Linked DNA regions of Homo sapiens: region 1 is linked to region 2. The links are chromatin loops, found by intact Hi-C in ENCODE. Cell type or tissue: mammary epithelial cell. All regions are shown on one strand. Links, peaks and the distances in the headings refer to the core of each region. The heading gives the core; the rest is flanking DNA. Region 1 overlaps BUB1B (BUB1 mitotic checkpoint serine/threonine kinase B). Region 2 overlaps SRP14-DT (SRP14 divergent transcript).

Region 1 (8,000 bases), core at 1-8,000, 150 kb after region 2:
CCTGTGGTCCCAGCTACTTGGGAGGCTAGGGATCACTTGAGCCCAGGAGTTTGTGGCTACGGTGAGCTGTGACTGCACCACTGCACTCTAGCCTGAGTACAGAGTGAGACCTTGTCTCAAAAATAAATAACGAAAATAAAAAAGAAAATCCTATGAGCCTTTATAGAAATGGATAACATACATTTGTAGATGTCTGGTTTTTCTAATGTTTCAAGTCATTTTGTAGAAACATGACTTATGTTAAAATTAATATGGTACAGGAAATATTAAACTTATTATTTTTGAGACGGAGTCTCACTCTGTTGCCCAGGCTGGAGTGCAGTGGTGCAATCTTGGCTCACTGCAACCTCCACCTCCTAAGTTCAAGCAATTCTCCTGCCTCAGCCTCCTGAGTAGCTGGGATTACAGGTTCGGGCCACCACGCCCGGCTGATTTTTGTATTTTTAGTAGAGACAGGGTTTCACCATGTTGGTCAGGCTGGTCTCGAACTGACCTCGTGATCTGCCTGTCTCGGCCTCCCAAAGTGCTGGGATTACAGGCATGAGCCACCATGCCCGACCTAAACTTATTTTTATTTTAAATTCTTTTCCATGGATGTTTTATTTGACCTCTCCACACATTTTTCTTTAGGTTGCGTTTTGCTTAGTGATGTATAGAAGCTCTTCATAGATGAAGAAAATCAGCTAAAAATCTATAATACGAGTTGCAAATATTTTCCCCCTACTTTGTCCTTGTCTTTTGGCTTCATGTAGCAGTAACCATTATGCTTTTAATTATCATACAGTCAAATTTAAGTTTTCTTTTTTTTTTTTTTTTTCGAGACAGAGTCTTGCTCTGTTACCCAGGCTGGAGTGCAGTGGCGCCGTCTCAGCTCACTGTAACCTCCGCCTCCCGGGTTCAAGCAATTCTCCTGCCTCAGCCACCCGAGTAGCTGGCATTATAGACGCCCGCCACGACGCCCAGCTAATTTTTGTATTTTTAGTAGAGCCATGGTTTCACCATATTGGCCAGGCTGGTCTCGAACTCCTGACCTCGAGATCTGCCCGCCTTAGCCTCCCAAAGTGCCGGGATTACAGGCATGAGCCACTGCACTCAGCCTTTTAAAGCTTTTTTTTCTTTTTTTTTCTAAACTTCATCGAAATATAATTCCGTGGCTTTTAGTATGTTCACAGAGTTGTGCAACCCTTACCACAATCAATTTTAGAGCATTTTTATCACTCCAGAAAGAACCTTGTACCCATACCTGTAAGACTCGATTCCCCACCATTACCCCAATCCCCACCCTAGCAACCAACTGTTTTTTTCTCTATAGATAATTTACCAATTCTAGACATCTCGTGTAAATAATATAATATGTGGTCTTTGTTTTTTTTTGTTTGTTTGTTTTTTGTGTTTTAGACAGAGTCTTGCTCTGTCGCCCAGGCTGGAGTACATTGGTGCAATCTCTGCTCACTGCAACCTTCGCCTCTCCAGTTCAAGCATTTCTCCTGTCTCAGCCTTCTGAGTATCTGGGACTACAGGCATGTGCCACCACTCCTGGCTAACTTTTGTATTTTCAGTAAAGACAGGCTTTCACCACGTTGGCCAGGCTGGTCTCAAACTCCTGACCTCAAGTGGTCCGCCCACCTCGGCTTCCCAGACCGCTGGGATTATAGGCGTGAGCCACTGCGTCCAGGCAGTGTATGGTCTTTTCTAACTGGTTTCTTTCACTTAGGGTAGTGTTTTCAAGGTTCATCCACGTTGTGACATGTATCAGTACTTCATTATTTTTTATTGCCAAGTAGTATTCCGTTGTGTGGCTTCACAACATTTTATTTAACCATTCATCAGTTGATACAAATTTTAATTGTTTTCATTTTTTGGCTATTATGGATAATGCTGCTGTGAATACCGTGTATACATTTTTGTGTGGACATGTGTTTTCGTTTTTCTTGGCTGTATACCTAGGAGAGGAATTGCTGGATCGTGTGATTAACTCCATGTTTAATATTTTGAGGAACTGTCAAATTGTTTTCCAAAAAAGCTGTACCATTTTACCTTCTCACATTCCCCTAATGTACGAGTACTCCAATTCCTTCCCAACACTTGTTATTATGCTTTTTTGGTTATTGTCATTCTAACAGAGATGTGAAGTGGTATTTCGCTGGTTTTGATTTGCATTTTCCTGGTGACTAATGATGTTGAGCCTATTTTCATAGGTTTATTGGCCTTTTGTATATCTTCTTTGGAGAAATGACTGTTTAAATCCTTGGCCTATTTTTCCTTTGGATTACAGTAGTCCCTCCTTATCTGTAGGGGATACGTTCCAAGACTCCAGTGGATGCCCGAAACTTGATAGTACCAAACCATTTATATACTATGTTTTATCTTATACATGCACTGTGGCCATAACTTTTGCAGTTTGAGGTATGACAGCAAAACTAACTTTTTTTCCTTCTTCACAATTTCACTGATAGAAGATTCATTCTTACTGTAAATCTTATCAACTTCAGCATGTGATTTATTTTTTATTTTTATTTTATTTTTTTTAGTGAAAGTTGAGGCTGGGCATGGTGGCTGATGCCTTTAATCTCAGCACTTTGGCTCTGGGAGGCTGGGGCAGGAGGATTGCTTGAGACCAGGAGTTCAAGACCAGCCTGAGCAATATAGTGAGACCCCATCTCTACTAAAAATAAAAATACACTGGCTGGGCATAGTGGCACATGCCTATGGTTTCCGTTACTATGGAGGATGAGGTGGGAGGATTGTTTGTGCCCAGGAGTCTACGGCTGCAGTGAGCCAGGGTCACGCCACTGTACTCCACCCTAGGCAACAGATTCAGATCCTGTCTCTAAAAATAAAATAAAACAATAAAATAAAAGTTAAGAACTTTCACCTTTGGCATATCCAAATCATCAGCATCGCTACTCTTGTGCTTTGGGGCCATTATTAAGTATAATAAGGGTTACTTGAACACAAGAACTGCAATGCTGGGACAGCTGATCTGATACGAGTCAGCTGCTAAGTGACTAATATGTGGATGCTGAACAAAAGGATGATTCACATCCTAGGTGGAACAAAATGGGAATATATGGGATTTCATCAGGATAGTCAGAACGCCTTGTAATTTTTTTTTTTTTTTTTGAGACCGAGTCTCACTCTGTTGCCCATTCTGGAGTGCAGTAGTGCCATCGTGGCTCACTGCAACCTCAGCTTCCCGGGTTCAACCGATTCTTGTACCTCAGCCTCCCAAGTAGCTGAGATTACAGGCTTGTGCCATCACACCCAGGTAATTTTTGTGTTTTTAGTAGAGACGGGGTTTCGCCATATTGCCCAGGCTGGTCTCGAACTCTTGGGCTCAAGTGATCCACCCGACTCAGCATCCCAAAATGCTGGGATTACAGGCATGAGCCACTGCGCCTGGCCAGAATGACTTGTAATTTAAAACTGATGAATTATTTCTGGAATTTTTCACTTAATATTTTTGGACCACCATTGACCATAGATAACTGAAACTGCTGAAAATGAAACCATGAGTAAGGGGAAACTACTCTATTTGGTTTTTTATTGTTGAGTTTAAGAGTCTTTTATGTATTCTAGATACAACTTCTTTTCGGATACATGATTTGCAAATATTTTCTCCCATTCTGGGTTGTCATTTTATTTTCTCAATGATCTCTTTTGAAGACCAAAAGTTATTTAAAATTTTGATGAAATGCAATTTATCTGTTTTTTAAAATTTTGTCCCTGAGCTTTCACTGTCATATCTAAGAAGGCTCTGACTAATCCAAAGTCATGAAGATTTGCTTTTATACATTTTCTTCTAGGAGTTTTATAGTTTTAGCTCTTATATTTAGGTCTGTGATCCATTCTTAGCTAATTTTTGTGTATGGTATAAGGAAGGAGTCCAAATTCATTTTTCTTCATGTGGATATCCAGTGGTCCCAGCACCACTTGTTGAAGACTACTCTTTTGCTATTGAATGGTCTTGGCACTCTTGTTGAAATATCAGTTGACCAAAATGTATGAATTTATTTCTAGACTCTTAATTCTATTCCATTGATCTTTTTGTCTATCCTTATGTCAATACCACACAGTCTTTTTTTTTTCCCCTACACGATCTCGATTACTGCAGATTTGTAGTAACTTTTGAAATTGAGAAGGATGAATCCAACTTTGTTCCTCTTTTTAAAGATTGTTTTGACTATTCTGATTCTCTTGTAATTCCTTATACATTTTAAGATTAGCCTGTCAATTTCTGCAGAAAAGCCAGCTGGAATTTTGATAGTGATTCTGTTGAATCTGTAGGTTAATTTAATGATATTGACATCTTAAAAATATTAAGTCTTCTGGTCCATGAACATAGGATGTCTTTCCAGTTATGTATGTCTTTGAATTCTTTCAGTGTTTTGTAGGTTTCAGAATACAAGTTTTGCACTTCTTTTTCTTTAATTAATAGACTTTATTTTTTAGGGCAGTGTTAGCTTTGCAGAAAAATGGAGTAGAAAGTACAGAGAGTTCCCACATACTCCATCCCCACCCCTCAACCCTGTACACAGTTTTTCCTATTACTAACATCATGCATGAGTGTGGTACATTTGTTATAATTGATGAACCAATATTGATACATTATTATTGGTTAAAGTTCTTTGTTTACATTAGGATTCACTCTAATGTGTTTTACAGTTCTGTGTGTTTTAACAAATACATAATATTATCTATCCATCATTACGGTGTCATTCAGAATTGTTTCATTGTCCCAGAAATCCCCTTTGCTCCATTTGTTCATCCCTTTCTCTCTCTCCCCAAATCCCCTGTAACTATTGATCTTTTCATTGTCTTTATAGTTCTGCCCTTTCCAGAAAATCATGTAGCTGGAATCATAGTATATGTAGCCTTTTCAATCTGGCTCCTTCCACTTAACAATAAGGTTCCTCTGCATCTTCTTCTGACACAATACCTCATTTATAGTGCTGAATGATATTCCATTGTATAGATGTGCCACGATTTGTTTATCCATTCGCCCACAGGAGGTCATTTTGGTGACTTACAAGTTTTAGCAATTATGAATAAGGTTGCGGTAGACATTCATGTGCAGGTTTGTTTGTTTTAAATAGTCTTGTTCTTTCACCTACGCTGGAGTACAGTAGCATGATCCTGGCTCACTGCAGTCCTGACTCCTGGACTCAAGTGATCCTCCCACCTCATCCTCCCTAGTAGCTGGGACTACAGGTGCATGCCACCATGGCTGGCTTATTATTTTTTTTTTTTAAAGATGGGGTCTCACTGTGTTGCCCAGCCTGGTCTTGAACTCCTGGGATCAAGTGATCTTCCTGCGTCAGCCTCCCAGAGCACTGGGATTACAAGCATGAGTCACCACACCCAGCCAGGTTTTGGTGCAGACATAAGTTTTCAACTCATTTGGCTGGATTGTATAATAAGACTAATTTTAGCCTTGTAGGAAAGTGCCAAGTTATTTTTCAAAGTAGCTATACTGTTTTGCATTCCTACCACCCATCAATGAGAGCTTCTATTGTTCCACATCCTTGGCAGCATTCAGTGTTGTCAATATTTTAGATTTTAACCACTCTAATAGGTGTGCAGCAGTATCTTATTGTTTTAATTTGCAATTCCTTAATGACATCTGGGAAGCATCTTTTCATATGCTTACTATCATCTTTTTTTTTTTTTATATGCTTATTACCACTTTTTTTTTTTTTTTTTTTTTTTTCCCTTAGAGACAGTGTCTCACTCTGTTGCCCAGGCTGGGCTCAAGCAATCCTCCTGCCTTATCCATCCTGGTAGTTGGGACTATAGGTGCATGACACCATGCCTGGCTAATTTTTTTTTTGAAGACAGGGTCTCAGCCGGGCGTGGTGGCTCATGCTTGTAATCCCAGTACTTTGGAAGGTGAGGCAGGTGGATCATGAGGTCAGGAGTTCGCCAACATGGCAAAACCCCATCTCTACTAAAAATACAAAAATTAGCTGGGCGTGGTGGCAGGTGCCTGTAATCCCAGCTACTCGGGAGGCGGAGGCAGGAGAATCGCTTGAACCTGAGAGGCGGAGGTTGCAGTGAACTGCGATCATGCCATTGCACTCCAGCCTGGGTGACAAGAGCAAGATTCTGTCTAAAAAAAAAAAAAAAAACAGGGTCTCACTGTATTGCCCAGGCTGGTCTTGAACTCCTGGCCTCAAGTGATCCTCCTGCCTCAGCCTCCCAAAGTGCTGGAATTACAGGCCACTGTGTCCAACTTCCATCTATATGTCTTCTCTCACTTCCTTATTTTAAATTTATTGTGAAGTATTTTACTATTTTTGAAGCTATAGTAAATAGAATTGTTTTCTTAATTTCATTTTCTTTTTTCCCCTTTTTTACATGCTGCCTTGAGATGTGATTTAATTTTATTTTCAGATTGTTCATTGCAAATGGGTAAAATAGGTTGATTTTGTATACTGATCTTGTATTCTTTGACTTTGATGAACTCGTTTGTTATCTAAGACCATATCTTCTGCAAAAAGAGATAGTTTTGCTTCTTCCTTTCCCATCTGGACTCCTTTTCTTTGTTTCTCTTGCCTAATAGCCTTGACTAGAACTTCTAGTACAGTGTTGTATAGAAGTGACAAGAATGGACATCCTTGTCTTGTTCCTGATCTTAGGGGGAAAGCATCTAGCCTTTTACCATGAAGTATGATGTTAGTGTGGGTTTTTCATAGATGTCCTCTAGCAGGTTGAGCAAGTTGGGGAAACTTTTTAAGCATGTAAATGCTTGGACCCTACCATTACAGTTTTTGATTCACTGAGTCTGGGAAGGACCGGTATCTTTAGTTGTACAAAGGTATATAAGAAAATAAAAGGTATATAAGTTATTCTGATCCACAGGGTTGAAAATACCTGCTATATCATGGTTGAGGTATCTTATACTTCATTCTTTTAAAAGCTATGCTGCCACTCTGATTCTTCCCCCTCAGCTGAGCACCTTGGACTTAATATTATTAGGTTCCTAATGCTATATTCTTAACTCTAATTCTTTTGGATACTAAACCATGAAAAATGGATTGTATTGCATAGGTTAATTTCTTTTTATATACTGGTTATGATGAGGATATGGTATTAAGATTTGCTTTCACCTATAAGTAATATAAGCTACTTGATTATCCCACTTATGGCTAATTTCCTTCCTTATCATAGCAGAGGTGGTACTCAGAACATAATTTTATTTTCCTTTTTTTTACATTTCAATAGGTTTTGGGGAACAGGTGGTGTTTGGTTACACAAATAAGTTACTTAGCGGTTATTTCTGAAATTTTGGTGCACCCGTCACCTGAGCAGTGTACACTGTACCCGATGTGTAGTCTTTTAACCCTTACTCCCCCCATCCTTTCCCCCAAATCCCCAAAGTCCATTGTATCATTTTTATGGCTTTGTGTCCTTATAGCTTAGCTCCCACTTATAAGTGAGAACATATGATGTTTGGTTTTCCATTCCTCAGTTACGTCACTTAGAATAATGGTCTCCAATTCCATCCAGGTTGCTTCAAATGCCATTTTTTTGTTCCTTTTTGTGGCTGAGTAGTATTTCATGGTAGATATATACCACATTTTCTTTATCCATGCATTGATTGATGGGCATTTGGGCTGGTTCCATATTTTTGCAGTTGTGAATTATGCTGCTAAAATATGCATGTGCAAGTATCTTTTTCATATAATGACTTCTTTTCCTCTGGGTAGATACCCAGGAGTGGGATTGCTGGATCAAATGGTGGATCTACTTTTAGTTCCTTAAGGAATCTCCGTACTGTTTTCCATAGTGGTTGTACGAGTTTACATTCCCCCCAACAGTGTAAACGTGTTCCCGTTTCACCACATCCATGCCAGTGTCTATTATTTTTTGATTTCTTTATTATGGCCATTCTCACAGGAGTAAGGGGTTATTGCGTTGTGGTTTTGATTTGCATTTCCCTGATAATTAGTGATGCTGAACATTTTTTCATATGCTCGTTGGCCATTTGTTTATCTTTT
Region 2 (16,496 bases), core at 939-8,938:
ACTGGCAGGTGCGGGTGGGGGTGAGGAGGGCTTGTGGAGCAAGGAGTAAAGGAGTATGGAGAGGTAGCTGGGGACCAGATTATGTAGGGCCCGTGACCATAGTAAGCCTGGATTTTGTTCTAGATACAAAGAGAAGACTCGTTAAGGAAGTTTTCAACAGAACACTGAAAATCTGATTTATATTTTTTAAAGATCCCCCTGTCTGTGTTGTGGAGAATGCACTGTAGAGAGACAGGGCAGGAAATGAGGAGCCCAGTTAGGAGATTCAAACTTAATGGCTTAAATATGTTCACTCTCTGATTTCACATTTTCTTCCAAATGGCCAGCGCCCGTTGCCCACTTCCTGCCCTAGGCTGATGACCTTGTGTAGCCAACCTGTATTGGCTTTTGGTTCTCCAGCATTTGAACCTGTTTGCAATCCCCTGTTGTGTGGGTTTTGGTGAGAGGCAATAAATAAATAAATAGAAGGGTCAGAGGGTCACTCTCTCAACTGCCCTCAGCACCTGGGCTCAAGCATATGACCTAACGTGGGTCAATCTGGTGCTCTCAACCAGGACTTTGACTTCTGAGCTAGTAATACCAAGGCCCAGGGCTCTTGCATGGGTGTCCAGTCATTTGAATGTGAGGATGTTTTTGCTCATCTGTATTGGCAGATATCATGAAAATTATGCATGGGCCCTTTTTAAAAAAATTTTATCTCATCAGCTATCATTAGTGTTAGTGTGTTTTACATATGGCCCAGGACGATTCTTTCAATGTGGCCCAGGGAAGCCAAAAGGTTGGACACGCATGCTAGAGGTTATTCATATGGTGCCATCACAAAGTGGTCTTGTGTTGGCGGCCCTATAGGAGGGGTTTTCACCAGACTGTTCTAATCTTTGCTAGTCTTGAGGTGTGCGAAGATGACTCCCCAATTTTTAATTATAGCTTTTACCTCTGTATTGAGCTCCAAACTTGCATATTCAGCTGTCCACTTGGTAGTTCCACCTGGATGTGTAATGAGCATCTCAGATATTACGTGACCAAATCAAAACTTTTTACTTCCCACATCTTTGCTATTTATTAAATGGCACCACCGTCTGACCAGTTACTCAAATAAAAACAACCATGAATCATCCCAGATTCCTTTTTCTTTTTGAGGCAGGGTCTCACTCTGTCACCCAGGCTAGAGTGCAGTGGTGCAATCTCGGCTCACTGCAGCGTCCACCTCTCAGGCTCAAGCTATCCTCCAGCCTCAGCCTCCTAAGTACTTGGGTCTATAGGCATGAGCCGCTGCCACCAGCTGTTCTTTTTCTTTTAATTTTCACATCTACACCTGCATGAGTCCTGTTAGCTATCTTGAAAGTTTAATCTGATTGCAATCACACTAGCATCTGGACTTCTGCAAAAATCTCGGTGGCAGGCTGGATGATCCCCCAGAGATGTCTATGTCCTAGTACATGGAATGCGTGCATTGCACTGGATCCAGTGCAATTCAACTACTGATGGAATATTCTTTGGGCTTTGTTTTTCTGTGGGAAATGACCAAGAGCACCTATTCAGAAGTCAAAGTGATCGGGGTTCAGATCCTACGTCTGCTACTTATTGATTATGTGGCCTCAGGCAACCTCTCAAGGCCTAAGTCTCTTCACTAGCAAAGTAACAAAATAATGCTTACTTCATTGAGATTATGAAGATTGTATAAAATACTATATGTAAGAGCCTTAGGCTTGCTCTAATATGGTAAATATAGATGTTTAAATTAATTTTAAAATTTTAATTCCTCAATCACACTAGCCACATTTCAAGGATTCAGTAGCAATATGTGGCTTGGATAGTACAGATGTAGAGCATTTCCATCATCACAAATTCTACTGGACAGCGCTATCATTGATAACATTGGGCCTAGCACATAGTAAATGCCCAATAAACAGTATAGTATCAAATAGTGTTATTACTTATAGACCACACACCTTCCATCATTTCAACATCACCATCCTGATTTCTGCCATTATCTTAATACCACCTGTACTGTTAGTTAATATTTTTCTTTAAATTGACTCACTTTCTACTTGTGTATTTAATATCATGATCATAAGTGGAAAACCAGTATCATTTGCCATAAATAAAAGGGATCATAAAAGGAAGTACTATGAAGTAAAATAATGTTGCTAAATTTAAATTTTTGAGATTAAAAAAATTAAAACAGTAAAAGCAATGATAAAGTTCATTGATTTATAAGACTATATCTGAAAATAAATTCATCAGTGAGAAAAATGGTATTGTATGTGATCAATCAGGAATAAAGGTAGCTCAGGGGTACAATGAAATTGAGAGTTTATGTCAATATAACATGGTTAAATTTTGATGTTTTCCAGCACCCCAAATCCTAACTTGCAATTATGTGTGATTAGGGTAACATATCATTCATCAAATTGTAATTTAAATGCATAATAGAGATTAATGGCTTTTGGCCTTGGAGCAGAGCAGTATGTATGTGAGGCATGGCGCTGGGTCACTGTCTCTAAGTCATGCAGGCCACACACCTTCCTGCTCCCTCTCAGTTTTTCCTCTCCCTTTCACAGTTCTAGGAGAACCATGACATGAAAATGGTTCCCAAATCCTTTCCCACATCATGGGGGCTTCATCAAAGGCCTAGGCAGCACCAAGAGCAAAACGAAGGCCCTGGGCACAAAACACCGTACCAGCTTTGGCCACTTCCCCATGGGAAGACGGGCAGAGAAAAGTACCCCTGCTCCTCAGGGCCTAGCCGACCTAAGGGACCTGAATAAGTATGCTTGTTTGTACAACCTGAGATTGTCTCTCCCAAAATGCAGGGGTAATGTGTTTTTTCCTCAGACAGAGCACACTTTAATTTATTAGGTGTTTAATTAGAGTTGGTTTTGAATTAGGGTCAGGAATTTGGTTAGGGTTTGAATTAGGGTCAAGGATCTTGTTCAGGTTAGGGTTGATTAATTTGCAGCTGCAGTTACTCTAATGCAATTACACTTTGCAGTGCCTGGAAAGTATAATGCTTAAAAACACAGTCGCTAGTTCCTGGATGGGGTTCCTAGCTGGGGTAGTCAAGGCTGCAATAAGCCATGATTGTGCCACTGCACTCCAGTCAGGGAAACAGTGAGATGCTGTCTCAAAAAAATTTTGTATTATGTTTAACCTATTATTAATAAGGAAACCAGATGTATGTTACAATCCATTCAAAGGGGAATCCAGTAAACATCAGGAATTCTGGAATGAATTTGTAAATGGAAGTAAAATTGGATTTTGCACAGGAGGGACCCAGGGTTGTCCCTTCACTGAACAGAAGCATTTGTACATCCATAGACAAGAATCCTCTGCATTGCCATTGAGTCTCTACAACCTACAGAGTTGTAAAATAGCGCAAAGGAAATAAAAGGCTAGAAATCAGCTAATCCAGAAGGCTGTGTTCTAATCAATGTATAATTTTTCATTGGAAACATCCACTATTTTTTATTTTGTTTTGTTTTTTGTTATTGTTGTTTTTGAGTTTATCTTTTTCTTTAATGTATTTGTTTCCACTAATCTTTTTTGCATATTCCAAAATTGCTTAAGTCTCTCTGTGCCTCAGTGTCCTCATCTGTAAAATGGGGAAGTCATAAAAGTGCCTACCTCATGTCAAGGGGAGGAGTAAATGAGCTAAGGGATGCATTATTACACTGCAGTCCCTTAGTTGGGAGTGGGCTGTTCTACGTCCTCCTCGTCAAGGTGGATTCATTCTACAGGAGCAGATTGCAACAAGACACTGTGCACCTTACGGAGGACTGGCCTCTGGGCTAGTTTAACTTTTCAGTTTCAGTCTGAGGGGAACTATACCTTGGGCTCTGAGCTGCCTCACCGTAGCTCCAGTGTGCTGATTTAAGGGTCAGTTCTGGATGAAGGAAGGAGGGTATCATCTAAACACATCGAGGAATGGCACTGGGCAGGTCTGGCTTTGGGATGACAAATTTTAGAACCTAAGGCTGGGAGACCTCCCACGTCAGCGGGAGGTGGTTAGCTCTGGTGGAGCCATCCTAGAGAAGGCCAGAGGAGTGGCCGGAGGGAGATGAGAGTGTGTCCTAGAAGCCTGGGTGCCCGGAGAGAGTAAACACCCTGAAGCCACACGTCAACACACTCCCTGGACTGAATCCACTCCAACACTGGCAGTTCCCAATTCCTTTATTCTTTTCTGCAGTCAGTTGGTCAACAAGTGTTCATTGTATCTGCTCAGCCAACTCAGGGCTCCAGGAACTCTCTCCATCCCCACCCCAGGATGAAGTCCTGGATTTAAATCCCAAGCCCCAGTGTCCTAGAGAGACAGCACAGGTGCCCTGGACTGTGAGTCAGAGACCCCAGGCTCACCCTGCTCCCCAACTTGCTGTGAGGCCCTGCACGAGGTACTTGCTTGCGCCCTATCCTCCACAGGGAACCTGCCTCAGAGGGTTGTTGTCGGCTTTCAAGGACATAATCCACGTAAAGGGCTCATAGTAAACACCCAGTTGATGTATTTTTTAAAGTATTTTCACTGTTATGTTCAGGACTTAGGCTAGATTGCTAATGTCACTTCTACTTCCAAAATTCTTAGAACTGCTGCTTTTCTCCCCCCAGCCCCTTCTGGGGGCCCTAGGGAAGTTTCCGGAGCCCACAAGTGTCAGTGATTAACACTGGCCTTCCCCTCGCTCGCAGCAACGCCACCACGCCCTCCCTCCACGCGCCATCGCAGAGATGAGGAGTGGCCTCGACCTGCCTGTGACTCGTCTTGGGCCAGTAGGGGACGCCCTGGCCTCACCAGACGAGCGCAGCCATGGGCGACCGCCTCAGCCACTCCCAGATCTTGCCCTGTCGTTTACCTTAGATCAACCCTAAGAATATCCAAGATCGTGGTCATTATTTTTCAAAATTACTTCTGTGGAGGCTAGAACTTTCCGTGTTACAGAAAGATTATCATTCATCCATTCACTGAACAAGGCTAAACAAGCAGTGTTTGGCACTGTTCTAGGTGCAAGAAGCTGACTGACTTCTCCACTAGAGAAGAGACTATTTTTTTCTCAGATAATAGCTTGCTTATATTTATTGAGAAGTTACTAAGTGCCAGGTTCATTTCTAGGTGCTTACATGTATCCACTTTTGAGCCCCCAATAGTCCTGTGAGGTGAGCGTTGTTCTAGCTGAGGAGCCTGCCACCTCTGTGCGAAGAAGCACTTGCAAATGAGTGTAGCCTGCGGGCAGCTCAGGAGTGCTGAGCTTTCAGCTGTCTTTCAGCTGTCCAAAGAGGTGACAAGAAGGGAGGGAAGGCAGAAAAGAGACCAGCTCTAGGCAGAGTGGAACAAACTGGGACTCTCTCTCCACTCCTCATCTTTCCCTCCCTCTGGGTGTGGGTTCCTATCCCAAGCCCCTGTCCCCCTCCCACTCCCATGCAGAATCCTGTCTCCTTAATCCTGTCTTTGGATTCCAGGTCCAACTTGGCATTTCTTGGCTGTATCTCTGAAGGAAAGTCATCTTAATCTCTATGAGCCTCCATTTCCTCAGCTGTAAAATGGGAAGATCTTCCTCACACTGCTGTGGTGAGTTCAGTGTGACAATGTGAATATAAAAGCTTATACGTGAGAAAGCATGGCAGAAAAGCTAGGTTTCATTGTTCTTTTCCTCTCCTTCTCAAGCAGTACCCTGAGTAGAAATATTCGGTCGTGCAAAACACCCCTCCCTCCCTCCCCATCAAAATCCCAGTCTCTCACTAAGCTCAGCTAGCTGTGTGGAGGCAACCCATCTGGTAGCTAAATCACACGAACATGTTCAGGACAAATGGTTAGTATGTCACACGCCCTCCATTTGTGGAGGAAACTTAGGTGATGTTAAACAAAGAACAGACTCTAATGGTGGGATTTCTGGTATAGGGGCTTTGGGGAGATACAAAGGAATTGCCAGTACCCTCTAGGCTACACTCCATGGGCAGCCCCTGGCCCCACATGCCTGGAAGGCCATCCTTGTACAGAATCAGGTGGTGGCACTCAAGAAATGTGTGTGAACTTTAAGAGGTTCTCCCCTTCTCATCTAGGATTTCCTTCCTTGCTGAACCTCAAGAAGGGGGCCAGCATACCCCATATTGTAAGAGGGGAAACTGAGGCCAGGAAAGGCAAGCATAGTTATTGCAAGCGTAGTTATTCCCAGCCAGGCTGGAAGTCTGGGGCATGAGCACCTATTCCTGCCCTCCTCCTCCCCACACTTTCATGGGTTTAGTGGGTGGGGGAGGGGCTCCCTTATTCAGGATGATTAGGGGTCCCCAATTTAAAGTTTCCTGTCTGAAAGTCAAGGACAGGAAATTATATAGCCAGAGTTCTGCACAAATTACCCAACAGGTGTCTCGACTCCCCAAAGCGACAGATGCTGTTCATCTCTTGGCCTCTGTGTCATCATTCATCCTTGATTGTTCGGGGAAGCCCACTCCACCTCTGTGACAGACCCACAGATGCAGATTTACACAGGGAATCCTAGACAGACACAATGAAGAAACTCCCATCTGATCAGAGCCAAGTCCCAGTAATAACATCAATGAATCATTGACTTCAGTGAGTCACAATATTGAGCTGGAAGAGGCCTCCAAGACCTTTTTAGTCCAACCCTTTACCTGCTAGTTATTCACAAGTGAATAGAAACTGAGTGAGGTCCAAAGAGGGAAAATGACTTGACCAAGATCACAAAGCTTGGTAATGCCAAAGGTGAGACTGGAAGCCCCGAGCCCTGAGCCCCAGGCCCATGCACTTTCCACACACCCCTCTGCCTGCCACAAACTAGCTGGCACAGAGAGCAGGAGGGAGGGCATAGGCCCCTCATGACTTAGCCAAGGGCAGCTCAGTGTCTCCATGCAGGTGGACTCCGTGTGTCAGCTTCAGCCCTCCCTTGGGAAGGGAAGGGCCTGGGGCCGTCCTCACACCCCAGGCGCCAGGCCACGGAGCTATAGGAGGCAGCTTCCTGCTTGGCCCTTATCCAAGGCCATTTCACAATGGGGGGAAAAGCGCTGAGCTGAGAGTCCCGGGTTGCTGCTCACTCCACCCCCACTCCAGCCCCTTTCAGACCCCCCAGGGACAACGAGCCAGGCCCGGCCTGAGGCTTGGGGTGAAGAGAGCTGCAAGAATGGAGACAGGCTGAACAGCCCCTTTTGGGAGTGTTCTATGAGCTGTGTCCCTGGAACTGGACGAGGGCACCACCTTGCATATTACCAGCACTATCCCCCTTCCCTTGCCGTCCACCTGCAAGCATTCAGGCTGGGGAAGTCCCTTCTGGGACAGGAGTGGTCGCTTCCAGTCAGCCCCATAGCACTCTCATGATTAGTCAGAGGGGAACCTGGAGGCAAGAAGGCCCACAAGCTGGGAGACGGCAAGGCCTGGGTCACTTCCTGCAGTGAGGCAACGTGACTACCAGGCAGAGGAGCCCAAATGTCTCCTCCCAAGATGCTACAGGGTCTGGGGTGAACTGTGGCTCAGCTGACTGAAATTCAGGCAGGAACCAAGACAGAGACACTGAGACGGGACATTCAGCCAGGATTTATTATGCCCTTACACACAGGGTCGGCTCTGAGCTCAGCTCTGTAAGGGATCTCGTTTGAAGTAGGAGGCAGTGGTTAAGGACCCAAATCATCCTGTCTTCAAGTCTTGAAGAGGAGACAAAACAAACCTAGGTGAAATGTCAAACCACAAGACAAGGCAGTGTGAAATGAGGGCCCACACTCTCATGCTGGACAGTCCAGTATGGCCAGTGAAGCGGGGGTGGGGAGGGAGTCACTGCAGACAAAGCTTCGGGGAAGAGATGGAACCGAGAATGATGGGGAGAACTTGACTCTGCAGACAGGATGGGAAAGATCTTTCAGACAGGGAAAGGAAGACAAGGCAGAAATCAACCTGCATACGTGAGGACAGGACCCTGTTTGCACCAGGGGTGGTCAGCCACGAGGCTGGAAATGTGCCTGGCCACAGGGCACTTCCTCACTCTGAGCTCTTGCTACTTGAACACAGCCTTCCTTGGTATCCGTGGGAAGTTGCTGGCCTACTGAGGCAGGATACCACACGGAGAACTAGGCAGGGGCGTGGAGGTGTCAAGGAACTCAGCCCCTTGGTGGAGGAGCCCTCTGACAACAGGAAGCAGCTGCAACGGGCTCCAGGGCTGTACTGGTATCTGCAACTCTCCCCCTACCCTGGCTGCACCCTGCAGAACAAACTGTTCTTCAAGAAGTTCTGGGGACAGAGGGCCCACACCTGCTCCCAGGTCGGGGTGGATAAACCCCCATCAGCCAGGCTGGGAGCCCAGCAGAGACATCACACAGCTCAGCAGCCCTCCTCACCCCCTGGCCCCCTGCCTCCTCCTACCCCAGACCAGGTTGCAGTTGACTAGGGCAATATAACACAAAACAAGAGCTTTATATTATTATTATTATTATTATTATTTTATAGAGACTGGGGTCTCACCATGTTGCCCAGGCTGGTCTCAAACTCCTGGTCTCAAGTGACCCTCCTGTCTCAGCCTCCCAAAGTGCTGAGATTACAGACATGAGCCATGTTACCCAGCCAAGAGCTTTGGAGAGGGAAATGAGAACTGAATCTTCATAAATACCTCATCCTGGAACTTCCAACAATGTCTCCAAAAATAGTACCTAAACTCCAGGCCTCAAACTCTAAATTGAGTGGGGATGTGAAGTGGTTGTGGCCTTACAGAAACAGCACTGGAGTGGCAGCCGAAGTGCTGAGTTCTAATCTGAATTCTGCCACTCATTGGCGTGGGACCTTGGACAAGTCACTTTTTGCCGGACTTGAGTTTCTTCCTCTGTAACTTGGGGAGTTGGGATTGAGCTGTAAAGTCCCTTCCAGTTTTAAATGTGAGACTCCAATGCTGTCAGGTAACTTTGGGATTGCTGTAATGACTGTTTGGGGGCTAGTATAGCTGGGAAAGAAATTAGGATGAGAATCCAATTGAGGGCAAGATAAAATGGAATTGTATTCTATTCAGAACTTGAAATAGGATGGGATTTTGTTTTCCCCAGATCCTCACCATAAAGAGATTTGGGAGAAAATCTTGGGAGATTTGGACTCAGAATATCTTAAGAGGTAGTATTCTAGAAGATTGCCCAACACTTGGTGGGGAAGAGCAAGAATTCTTCCAGATTGCTTGACAAGCAGAACATGGGGAGTGGGTCACAGTAATACCAGGAAAGACACATCCCATCCTCCCAACCCTCTTTTCCACTGAAGCTGCTCCTTACAATTCCTGTAACTGGGGACCAGGCCTTTCATTCCAGTTACAGCTAAAACTTAACATGGCCATTTAAATTTCCCTGAGGGTATAAATGGCTAATATTCTCTCCTTCTAAGACCCAGCATATGCTGAGAGAGGCCTTCAGAGGAGGTGGGGGCTGGAAGAAGGAGTGAAGGTGGAGGCCCAAAGATCACGCAGGAGCCATGCTTTTTCTGAAGCCAGATCTAGGCCTAGCAACTCAGAGCAGTTCCCCGTGGGCAGTGATGTGGAAGAAGGCCCTGGGCTTCCTAAGTGCCTCTAGGTCACTTTGTGAAACCTCTCACATGGGCCTGCCTGGGAGGAGGAGCCCAGTGTAGCCCCCACCTGTCTGCTGCCTGCTCATCTTCCAGGGTGTTGAGGGGATGGGTAGCATGGCTGTCTGCCCCCACCAATTACCCACATGGCTTGGGTCAACCAGACTCTGTCAGAGCTGTTGAAGGAGACATAAACCTAGGCTTTTGGAGGCAGCTTCAGGGAAAGGTGGAGTGTGTGAGGTGGAAGGTGGGTGAGAAAGTGTGCAAGGGGGAACACACTGTTCTCTACTGGCCCTTTGCCAAACAGCAAGGGAGAGAGGAGTAACAAGGCCAGACTATGGCCATGTTTAGTGGTTTTCAACTGCGGCCCAAAATGAGGCAGACATAGGCTAGGCATGGTCTAGCCCTTGTGTGTGTGTGTGTGTGTGTGTGTGTGTGTGTGTGTGTGTAGGGGGAGTGTGAGGAAGTTGTGAGGGTGTGTGGTGTGTGGGGGAGTGGTGTGTGTGGGGGGTGTGGTGTGTGTGAGGAGTGTGTGGTGTGTGGGGGATTGTGGTGTGCGGGGGCGGTGGTGTGTGTGGTGTGGGGTGTGGTGTGTGCGTCTGTGTGGTTGTGTGTGGTGTGTGGGGAGGTGTCATGTGGCATGTGTGGGGGGTTGTGTGTGTGTGAGGAGTGTGTAGTGTGGGGGGGGTTTGTGTGTGCATGGTGTGTGTGCGCGTGTGAGGGGGTGTGGTATGCATGGGCAGTGGTGTATGTGGTGTGTGGGGGGTGTGGTGTGTGGGGGTGTGTGGTGCGGTGTGGGTGTGTGTGTGTAAGGAGGTAGTGTGTGTGGATGTGTGTAGGGGGTGTGGGGTGATGGTGCGTGTGTGGTATGGGGGGTGTGGTGTGTGTGTCTGGAGTGGGGAGTGTGTGGTGTGTGGGGAGGGTGGGGATGTGTGTGTGGAGTGTGGGGGTGTGTGGTGTGTGTGTGGAGTGTGGTGTGTGGGGAGGGGGCGGGTGTTGGCCTGGGTGAGCCCTGGCAATCGCAGCAGAGAAGATGCCAAAATTTTGTATTTACTGTCAGGGCAATGATGCTGGAACTGCAGATCCAGCGCCCCGAAACCCGGCCCATCCCAAGACACTGCTTCTCACAGCCAACAGAGGAAGGAGGGAGGGGGAGAGGCCTGAAGCCGAGGCTTCTTCTTGAGGAATGCTCGCCAGGCCAGCAGCCTTCCTCACTTCAATGCAGCCTTCCCCTTCTATCCACCGATGAGCATTTAGCGGGCAACTCCTTTGTCCAGGGCAAGCCTTCCCCAGGTCTCTCTCTTCAAAAGCAGATGCTACCTAGTGGGAGGTGCGGAGTTATACATGCAAGAAAGGGCTACAGGACAGCATCACTAGTACCAAGCTGTGAAGGAGGTGGACTTTGAAGGGAAGAAAGAATTTAGAAAAACAGACTAGTGGACTAGTTACTGCGGGGAGCAGAGTGCCATTTCAGGCAGGAGAAGGAGTGTGATGTGAATCTTAGGGAAGAGTCCTCTTTGTATGTTCTGACAACTATTCTCTGACACCAACGGGGCATCCTGCAATTGGATTCAGTGTCAATTCTGACACTGACTACCTGCAGTTAGTGCCTGTGATATTGTGAAACAGGTATTAATTAGGTCTTCATTCCTGACATACAACTCCTAAAATCCTTGGAATCTCCTAAGTTTTAAGTGTCTTTTTGCACGCTAAGCACCTAGGTAGCTTCAAGATGGGAGCTGGCCGCCAGAAAGATCAAGACAGGGTTAGAGGATTGGGACTTTCAGCCCCACCCTTCAACCTCCAGGGAGGGAAAAGGGGCTGAAGTTTAAGTTGATCACCAGTGGCCAATGGTTTAGTCAATCAGGCTTATGTAATGAAGCGTCCATAAAAACCCAAAAGGGCAGGGTTCAGAGGATTTCTTGATAGCTGAACACGTGGGGATTCCTGGAGGGTGGAGCACCCATGGAGGTTAAAGAAGCTCCACCCCTCCTCCATAGCTCACCCTATGCATCTTTTCATGTATATCTTGTGGACTATCCTTATAATAAGCTAACACATGTAAGTAAGTTGTCCCTGAGTTCTGTGAGCTGCTTTAGTGAACCCCAATTAGCTGGTCAGACAGAGCAGCGGCGAAACAACCCAGGGCTTGCACTTGGCATCAGAAGTGAGGAGAGGGGACTGAGTTCTCAACCTGTGTGATCTGACACTGTCGGCAGGTAGAGTCAGAGTTGAACTGGAGGATGCCCCACTAGTGTCTGCTGCGGAAATGATAGCTTGCTTGGTGGCGGGGAGAGACCCCTGCCCCCCCATGTGGTGTCAGGAACGTGTTGAGAGAGCATAGTAGGAAAAACCGAGTTTGGTTTTTTTACAGTGTCAGACTCCACAAGTTAAATGTCAAAGTCCCCAAGACTACCCTTACTTCAGAACTCAGGCGCACGCAGGGTCCACAGGCTACTGGCACTTCTGTCTGACTTGACTACACATTTGAGTTCTCACCACCCAAACTTAGGGTTCAGTAGTTGGCTAGAATGGCTCACAGAACTCACTGAGCATGCTATACCTACAATTAGTTTTATTATCATATAGACTCAGAACAGCCAAAGGGAAGAGCTATGTAGGGCAAGGTGTTGGGTGGGGGCGGTGTGTGTGCAGAGCTTCCATGCCCTCTCCTTGTGGAATGTGGTATGTCCCTCTCCCAGCACATTGGTGTGTTCACCAACCAGGAAGCTCCTCGCAGTTTCAGTGTCGAGTTTTATATGGGGCTTTACTCCACAGGCACCATTGATGAAATCATTAACCACATGACGAACTCAATCTCTAGTCCTTCCCTCTCGCCCCAGAGGTTGGCGGTGCAGTAGGGATGGGAGTAGGGATGAAATTTCCACACTCTGATCACATGCTTGGTCTTTCTGGCATGGCCAGTCTCTCCCTTAAAATTAAGGGCCCACCTTGAGTTGCCTTCTTATCATAACCTGAGGTATGATGGAAATGCTCATTACAAATGACAAAAGGCGTTCCTGTCACTCAGGAGATCCCAAAGGTTTTTAAAGCTCTGAGCCAGGAAAGGGGGACAAAGACCGAATGGGCTTTTTAAAAAGTCATAGCAGAGATTGTAATGGGCAGTTCCTAGGGAAAGGAAGTGGGAGCTGAGGATGGAAAGGCAGGGTGGGGCAGATGTATAAGGTCAGAAGTTGATGGGTACGGGGAGGAGAAATCAGCCCTGCCCTCCTAAGGAAGTGCAGGCAGAGGAGAAGCAGTAGACACCACTCCCTCACTTGAGTGTCTTGGGGGAATCTTTCACTCTTCCAGTAAGTTTAATTTTCCCCTGGGTAGTTCGTCCAGGAGGAGGCAGCCTTCAGTTTCTGCTTTGGCACCAACGTCCCCACAACTCAGGTCCAGGTTCCCTCGTGCAGCCTCCTGACATTCCCCACAGTTCAAATACCACCTCCTTCTAGAAGGCTTCCCTGATTACCCAAGTGGGAAAAGACCCTGCCCTGAATTCTGAAAGCCCTTTGAAACCGTCCCCTACTGCCCCGCGGGGACGTCAAGACAACTTACTGTGACTCATTCCTATCTCCCCAGTTTGATCCTGAGCACTTTGCCTTACCCCTTTCTGCTTCGTTCCAAACAGCCGGCACTGTGTGCTTCATAGAACATTTGTGAGCTCTGCAGACATTCTGTCATCATCGGCCCCTCCTCTGCCCCTAACCAACTTGCTACCTTCCCTTGCAGAGCCCTGCCTCTGAATAGAGTGTGAATGTCTGCCCTGCCAGCCTGTGAGCTCCTCCAGGGAAAGAATGTGTGTCTACCTTCCAAGCCTGACAAGCAGTGGGTGCCCATGTGTGCGGAGTGAACTCAGTCACTTTTCTCCTAGACGGCGTCACCTTTCTCACATTTAGGGAAAATCAAGTGTAAGGGAATGAGTTACTTATTCTCGTAGAAGAATGGGAAGAGTGAGAAGAAAGTTGGGGGTGAAGCAGGACTCACACAAAGGCAAGGCTGGCCTCTTCCCGCAGGGGCTGGGTCCCCCTGGGCCTCTTGCCAGGACACTGTTCTCGGTGGGTGCTCCACCAAGACGCAGGTAACTGGCAAGATGAGAGATCAGACCAACCTGGACCTGTGACAGGCAGGCACATGGGCAGCATGAACATCCCACTAGCCTCTGGGGACAGCATGGCAGAAAGGAGCCATTCTGGGAAACTGTGAAACTTTCCCCTTGAATGGCTTCCAGCCCCTTTAACAACCCCAGAGCAGCGTCCCAGCCTTGGTGAGCTGGGGTTTACTCACTCACACTCACGGTTACCACGCAGAGGCCCAGGCTGAGGGGGAAGGAACCGCCTGCTCAGCCCCCACTGAGGCCGGCCCGGTGCTCCTCTTGGCATCACTCTGAGGGTCCTCAGTGGGCAGACCCCAGGTGGGGTGAGTTGCACAGCCCAAGAATGAAGCTCCCTTCTGCCTCCCCTGGGCAGGTCCCATGACTTGGAGGAAATTGCTCCAGAGAGTGGCAACTAGACATGAAGTGGGACACGGTGCCCAGGGTTTCTCAGTGGCCTCTGAAGCCACCCAGAGTCAGTGAGAGTATCTTGGCCTCTCTCTGTGGGCTTCAGGGCCTCTCAGGCAGGTGTTTGTCTCTGGGATCCCTGGATCACGAGCCCTGTGACTCTTCCACGGCCAGCTTCCCACCCCACACCCCTGCTGAGCATGTTACCCCGCATCCTGGGGGAGCCACCATTTGGGAATAGATTGGATGGAGAAGGCCTGCTCCCAAGAAACAGTTAATCCTCTCCCCTTCCCCCAGGCCCCTTGCACCTGCAGGCTGTGGTGTGTGGTTTCCCACAGCTGCAGCTGGCTCTGCAGAGCCCCTCCCTTCGAGGGAACCTGAGAGGCTCAGGGCCTGAGGCGCCAGGAGAGGCTCCTCGCCCTCTGTCCAGCTGCTGGGGATGGCATGAGAGGGCCTTGCTGCCCTCTGACCTGGACATACCACAAGAGTGCTCTGGTTGAGTGACCCATATGTGATTCCTGGCTTGCAAGCCAAAGGCAGAGATTCCAGTTTGGGAGGTCAGAGAGGTTTCTGAGAAGGGAAATCAGCCATGAGGCCCCCCAGTCCTGGGCTTGCTCCAGCTCTGCTGCCTTCTGGAAGAAGCTGACTGGCCTGGGTGTGGGCTGGGCATTCCCCTGGGGTAGGATGCAGGGCTCCAGAAAGAGAGGGTGAGTGGAGGGTAAGAGGTGACTGGGAAGGACCGGGAGGAACAGGAGGAAGTGAGATGTGGCAGGGCCAGGCCTCTGCTGGTCAAGACAGCCTTGAAGCCACGGTGCTACAACTCTGGCAGGGTCAGCCCTCTGGCTATCCCAGAAGAGGGCAGGTTGCCACAGAGCCTGGGCAAATACCCAGCTGCCCTCTGAACCAGGTGTTCCAGGGACACCTCCGAATACTGCTTACACTGAGACAATGAGACAAAAAGTGCCAGCAGCTTCCTGGCTGGGACACACCTTCAGGAGCATTAGCCTGGAGCAGAGGCTGAACCCATCCTAACAGCTTGCCCATGTCCCCAGCCCCGGGCTACCGGGCAAGTGCTCACATCCCCTGGGGACAGGTGGATGGCACACAGGGTCATGGCGGAGGGCTGCTCACTGGGTCCAGAGCCAGGGTCTGGGAAGAGGGAGGGAGATGCAGGAATCTGACAGGCTTGAGCCTCACAGGGCCCAGGGCTCTGGCTTCTCTCAGATCCAGCTCTGGGCAATGTTTCAGTTCAACACTCTCCCTGGGAGGCTGTGTAGCCTGGGGCTCAGGGCTTTGGTGGCGTCCTGTCTGCAGAAAAGCCCCACTCCCCACTAAGAGACAACTCCCCATACCAGAGCAGGAAGAGAGAGGGCGATTGAGCAAAGGAGGCCTGAGGGGAAACAGAGACACCCATCTACAGGAGCCCCTGAGTCAGGTGTGGGAGGAGGGAGAGGCAGGGCCCAGCAGAAGCCACCGTTTGCGCCACACTCCTCTACCTCAGGCGGAGACCAGCTGCAGGGTGGCAGCCAGGGTTTGGAGGAGGTGAGGGAGCGTGCCGGCCCGGCACCCAACAGGCTTCAGTCTTGGCTCCCACACAGCTTGATGCTCCTTTCGGGGTATAACTGATGCCAACCACCCAGGGCCACTGCCAGGAGTCCACTGTGTACTCAGACTGTGCTTGGCCCATTCGCAGCAGTGCCACAGGGCCACAGGCGCAGAGCTCTGGCTGGGAGTCACTGCCAATTTACAGTTTGCCCTCAGGTGTGTGGAGGCAAAGCCCTATGAAAGATTAGCTTTGCGCTCCGGAGGAGAGGGCGCATGGCAGGTGATCTGCCCACCATGGCTTATTTGTGGCTTCATCACTGTGATGACACTATGTTTGGCATTTACTCATTATTGTTATCCAGACCCCACGTTATCAAGAAAAGTACAGGAAATCTGCCGTTGGGAGAGCGGCAGCACCCATGTGGAGTGCCACTTTCTGATCTGGGACTTAAACAACATTGCTGTTTTCCTCCTTGCTCCAAGTCATCCATTTTGACAATTTTATATCAGCATGGACCCTTCACCAAGACTGAAATAACTCTGTTATTGAGGTGGGAATCTTTCTATTAATGCATTTATTTAGTATTTCATTCCACAGACATTTAGTGAGTGCCTGCTGTGTGTCATCCATTGTGACAGTGTTGGGAACACGGAGATGAATAAAACAAGGCCCCTGTCCTGGGAGAGCCGAGAGGCCACCTGTCAGCTGACATCTTAGGGAGGACACCATCTACATCCAACCCTGACTACTGAACACTTCCAGTTTCTTGGAAGAAAGATTTTAAAATCTTCAGAAATGAGAACTCCTCCAAATAGGATTTTCATTTGTTTCATATATTTTAAAATTTTATATTTTAATATGTAACAGTCATATGGTTTAAATATAAAAATGACATCAGTGGCTCAGTAAGAAGTTTT

Evidence for each region. Peaks named below come from ENCODE experiments on the same cell type or tissue, not always from the same donor. Only the 100,000 strongest peaks of a DNase experiment are listed, where the experiment ranks them.
Region 1: a loop joins it to region 2, with 5 times the contacts of the local background. A loop is called at or near these places in 3 of 110 quality-filtered maps.

What each region holds. Positions count from the first base shown.
Region 1 is chr15:40,187,783-40,195,782 of GRCh38, forward strand. The region is part of intron 8 of BUB1B (BUB1 mitotic checkpoint serine/threonine kinase B); the gene reads left to right. The region is part of intron 1 of LOC107984763 (a long non-coding RNA gene); the gene reads right to left. Among named protein-coding and RNA genes, the nearest start is that of BUB1B-PAK6, 26 kb to the right of the region's middle. RefSeq lists a silencer at 2,892-3,092. In mammary epithelial cell, for the core only: no CTCF peak of the experiment used is centred there; a DNase peak (open chromatin) is centred at 3,019; H3K27ac peaks cover 498 bases.
Region 2 is chr15:40,040,513-40,057,008 of GRCh38, forward strand. SRP14-DT (SRP14 divergent transcript) reads left to right here. Exons shown (of 3, transcript NR_040060.1): 2 at 5,449-5,557. Among named protein-coding and RNA genes, the nearest start is that of SRP14-DT, 9.4 kb to the left of the region's middle. RefSeq lists enhancers at 6,862-6,991, 7,332-7,461, 13,990-14,199, 14,318-14,897, 14,450-14,649. In mammary epithelial cell, for the core only: a CTCF peak has its summit at 4,763 (motif pointing right); DNase peaks (open chromatin) are centred at 4,759, 6,559 and 7,319; H3K27ac peaks cover 713 bases.